2 separate regions of the Homo sapiens genome follow, and region 2 is linked to region 1. The links are chromatin loops, found by intact Hi-C in ENCODE. Cell type or tissue: PC-3. All regions are shown on one strand.

Region 1 (2,500 bases):
TCCAGAGGGCTGGACCCTTAGCTCTGTCCTCGCTGGAGCTGTCCCCGAGCGGTGATCCCAGGGTCGTGACAGAGCCTGTGAAGTACTCAAGCCGTCCTCCCTGCCACTTTCCTACGGGACTTCCCGGGTCTTTACCATCCCTCTACGTCCTCCGCATCTGCTTCTCCCGAAGTGTTCGGGTTGTTGTCTTCCCACCTGGGGGGCCCTGGGTAGCCCAAGGGCCCCGGCCCCGAGGGAGAGAGGTGAGCCTTTCTCAAGGGTCCTCCGTGGACTTTTGCGCATGGGAGAGGCGGGGCAAAGAGAATTTGTCTTTGGGGGAGTTCCTTGACTTGTCTCCTTGCTTCCTCCGGTTCTTCCTTCCCCTACGATCCCCGCCTCTTCGCATCTCCGTTGGCGTCTAGTAACTTTCTGAATGGAGAGAAGACCATAGGGAAACTTAAGGGTTTTGCTTTTTGGGGGCCCTCTCAGACCTGGCGGAGTTGATCGAAAAGGGTCGTTTAAAGTCAGACCTCATTCTTGAGCTTAACGTCTTATGTGGACAGTGTTGTTTTGGATTGTGTGTTGCTCCTGTTGTGACATTTCTTTTGGAGAGACATTTAAGATACTGAGGAAAGTAGGGAAGAGCACTGTCAGGATGTCCAGGGCGATATTAGTATCAGGCTTGTGTTAATTTTTTGAGTTACTCAGATTAAGAGATTACCTAAATCAGTTTCAGGAGTTCTGTTTGTAAACTAGCTTCAAACTATAGTGTCACTGAAATTAGGAAAAAAAAAAAAAAAACGAGTGAAAATACAGTGGGGGAAAAAAGGTTACATTTACTTGCTGGATGGGCATCTTTACTGTGTCCGAAGAGCTTTTTAAGAAAGAATTTTGCTGTATCTTGTTTGGTTAACTGTACATAAAATCTAGTAACATGGTATGTTCACGCATGTGGGTATGGACGGGTGAACACACAAGACATAACTCACTCATTCAGTGTTTACCCAAAGCTGCTGATTGAACTGAGTGATGACTCAGGGTTTTGTAATAGTTTTGTGTATATTCACTGGATGATTCTCATCTGCCAATTATTAAGGGGCCTCTGACAAATTTCTCATTTCCACTTGAGGGGTGGGTGGGACCTTTTTAATTAAAAAGAAGCAAAACTAAAACATGTAATTTGCCCTCTTCAGAGAGTGATCATAAAATGTCAAGGTTAACAGCTCTCCCCTTGACTAGAGTATAATGAAGTTTTTCGTGTTAGGATCCTTAGGAGAATGGAGGTGAGGGGCGGCAGAAGCAGGAATGCAACAGGGAGAACCACGTTTAGTCAAAAAAGAATATTTTATAAATAGTTAAAATCCAAATGCTTTTTCAAGTGAGACTCCTAGGTTTTTGTGTTGCTCAGGCACAGTAAAAATAGTCACTTTGTTACAGTAATTCCCCATTTTAATCACTTGGATTAGACTTGCCAGAGAATACCTACCATTTTTGGGGACGCAAACAGCTTTTTTTAGTGTACATTATATAAATATGCCATGGTGTGAAGGCATATCTGCTTTGGATTTATAAACCTAGAATCTACCAAGGCATAGTTAAGCATTGTTTTCTAAAGTATTTATTGTTAACAAGTTTGGTAAATTAGCACTCCGAGTTTTGTTATTGTTTTGGCTTATTAGATAAAAGTTTGTACCTAGAAAGGGCTAAAAATAACAATGGAGCTAATGTTTGGTGTTTAGGGCTGGATTGCAGATAGCTGATGGCTTAATACCCATGAACCCATAACCATTTATAGCTAAATAACCAGCAAGAAATGCTACTGGGTAGAATTTTATTTTGGAATAGTGGTTAGATGCTGGAAACTGATTCTTGATATTGCACTATGAGACATTTTGAATGCGGTGGGACATGTTGTGATCTTGGGTGTGTTTTTTTCCTAAGTCATGTTAAGGTGACCTGTTCATAGTTGTGCTTGTTGTTTTTTAAGCCTTCTGTGTTGCATAAGTGAACATCTGAATAATGCCAAAACGTGTGACGAAAGCTGAGTGGTGATCATATTTAGTACTTTGTAGAATAGAAAGTGGTAATGAAAAGAAAATCTAGTTTCTCCCACTAGCTCTGAGACTGTGGGAAAGTTACTTAATCATGTGTTTCAGTATGCTTGTGCGTGAAATGAGGGGATTGGACTAAATAATTCTTTTTTTTTTTTTTTTTGAGGTGGAGTCTTGCTTTGTTGCCCAGGCTGGAGTGCAGTGGCAGGATCTTGGCCCACTGCAATCCCTGCCTTTCGGGTTCAAGCGATTCTCCTGCCTCAGCCTCCCAAGTAGGTAGGATTATAGGCGAGTGCCACCATGCCTGGCTACTTTTTTTGTATTTTTAGTAGAGACAGGGTTTCACCATGTTGGTCAGGCTGGTCTTGAACTCCTGACCTCAAGCAATCTGCCCACCTCGGCCTCCCAAGGTGCTGGGATTACATGTGTGAGCCACCGCACCCGGCCTGGACTAAATTCTTGAGAAGCAT
Region 2 (2,500 bases), 120 kb before region 1:
AGAGTTTGAGACCAGCCTGGCCAACATGGTGAAACCCTGTCTGTACTAAAAAAAACAATAATTAGCCAGGCCTGATGGTGCACACCTGTAATCCCAGCTACTCTGGAGGCTGGGTCAGGAGAATTGCTTGAATCTGGAAGGTGGAGGTTGCAGTGAGCCGAGACTGCGCCACTGCATTCTAGCCTGGCAACAGAGTGAGACTCTGTCTCAAAAAAATAAAAATAAAAAGTGACTCAAAGAAACTTTTAGAGTCACCAGAGGTCAGAGGCTATACATAGTCTTTATATATATATATACATATTTTTCCCAACATTTTATTTTGAAAAACTTCAAGCCTTCAAAAAAGTTGAAAGAATGATATAATTAACAGCCATATATTCTTCACTGAGATCAAATAATTTTAACTTTTGCCACATTGCCTGTCTCCTCCCACCTCTCTCTCTCTGTCTCACATCTCTATCTCTTTTTCCATACACAGTAAGTCCTCACTTAAAGTTGTCAATAAGTTCTTGGAAACTTCAACTTTCAGAGAAACAACTTATAACAAAGCCAATTTTACCACAGGCTAATTGATATAAACTAGAGTTAAGTTTCTTCAGCATATTTCTGGTCACAAAAACATCACCAAACTTCTGAAGCCCAAAACACATAGTATTAGACACTGAGATAAATGTGAGCTATATACACATTTAAGAAAGATGAATTTAAAAAAAAAGAAAGATGAATAAAAACTAGTAAGATAATGATTTGCCCCCTTACTCCAGTTTAATGTCACAGGTGGCCAGAGCCCATCCTGGCAGCTCAGGGCACAAGGTGACAACCAGCCCCGGACAGTCCGCAGTCCCGTGGCAGGGTGCACTCTCACACCCCCACAAGCACCCACTCACTCACAGTGCCACCACGTGGACCCGCCAGTGAACTAAATGTGCACAGCCTTGGAACGTGGGAGGAAACTGGATCACCTGGAGAAAAATCCCACAGACGTGAGGAGAACGTGCAACTCTACACAGACAGTGGCCCTGACCAGGAATATATTTCCAGGAATGATTTTTTTTCTCATCATTTTTCTCACACTGAACAAAACGACGTTGAACAAAGAGACTTATTTGAGGACTTGCTGTATTGTTTTTTTGAAAGTAAGTTGAAGACATAGAATATTCCATCCGGAAACATTCCCCACGCCTCACCTAAAAATAAGAACATTCACCTACATTATCACATTACCATCATCACATCTAATAAAAAGATAACCTAATTTCAATATTATCATCTACTATACGGTCCATATTTAAATTTTCCCAATGAGGGATTCCCTGAGCATCAGATCTTTTCTTGCTCAGGCTGGACACAGGTGGCAGGAAGAGGGCAGTGCAAGGCAAGTTGCTGACTAGGACAAAGCCCCGGGAAGCCAGGCCCCATTTTGCTGACTCTTACAGCATTACTTTCCTAATAAATAATACTGTTAATTGTTAAGAGTAATCAAATGTCTGGCTTCAGTGGTTGTGAATGTGATTTTTACTTCCAGCAAACCCATAAGAAGAAATCAAATCTGAGTTATTTATGAGTAAAAAATAAACTGAGGCTGAGCACAGTGGCTCATGCCTGTAATCCCAGCACTTTGGGAGGTGGAGGCAGGTGGATCACTTGAGGTCAGGAGTTCGAGACCAACCTGGCCAATATGGTGAAACCCCGTCTCTACTAAAAATACAAAAATTAGCCGGGCGTGGCGCATTCCTGTAGTCCCAGTTACTCAGGAAGCTGAGGCATGAGAATAGCTTGAACCTGGGAGACAGAGGTTGCAGTGAGCCAAGATGGCTCCACTGCACTCCAGCCTGGACGACAGAGTGAGACTCCGTCTCAGAAAAGAAAGAAAGAAAGAAAAAAAGAAATAAACTGAATACTAAGATTTGCATTTAATCCTTGAACTGACATTCCCTAAATGGATACCTTCTCTAGGCTTTGAAGAATTCTGATATATAAACCATTATTCTATTTTTGGAGTAGTAGAACCTTATTTATCAGGTCACCTTTCACCTCCACCAAAGCCCATGTAAGGAGCTGAACCTTTAGAGATGGAAGAAACGTTATACTCTGGGAAAAAAATAAATTGGAAATTATACTTTTAAAAAATCATTATTGTTTTATATTTGGGGATATTTGGGACATTTCTCATCTTTTCAAAATTTATAATTTGGTGTGATTTCTTGTTCTGTTTAAATATTCACTTTTGTACTTAATTTTACATTTGTAATCTTGCATTCTCTTTCTAAAGAGAGCGCTCAAAACTGTACAAGCATCAGACTACTCCAAACTGAAACCTGGATCTGCCCTGGGTCAGTTTTCAAGGTCAATTTTATGGGATTTGGCCAGTTTTATGTAGAATTTGGTTTGGGTTTTAAAGATGTTTATGCCCCAGGGTCTGGGGGGATGTAAGAGCATATTCTGTCCAGATTGTGCCTTTGGGGGGATGGGGGAACAGTAATTATCAGCAGGACTCTGG

What was found. Peaks named below come from ENCODE experiments on the same cell type or tissue, not always from the same donor. Only the 100,000 strongest peaks of a DNase experiment are listed, where the experiment ranks them.
Region 2: a loop joins it to region 1, with 4 times the contacts of the local background. A loop is called at or near these places in 23 of 110 quality-filtered maps.

What each region holds. Positions count from the first base shown.
Region 1 is chr2:53,967,968-53,970,467 of GRCh38, reverse strand. The region is part of intron 1 of PSME4 (proteasome activator subunit 4); the gene reads left to right. Among named protein-coding and RNA genes, the nearest start is that of PSME4, 1.8 kb to the left of the region's middle. RefSeq lists an enhancer at 1-627. In PC-3, no CTCF peak of the experiment used is centred here; a DNase peak (open chromatin) is centred at 987; H3K4me3 peaks cover 2,500 bases; H3K27ac peaks cover 1,694 bases.
Region 2 is chr2:54,083,672-54,086,171 of GRCh38, reverse strand. It overlaps a transcript of ACYP2 not described here. Among named protein-coding and RNA genes, the nearest start is that of ACYP2, 31 kb to the left of the region's middle. In PC-3, CTCF peaks have their summits at 1,117 and 1,336; a DNase peak (open chromatin) is centred at 1,371; H3K4me3 peaks cover 312 bases.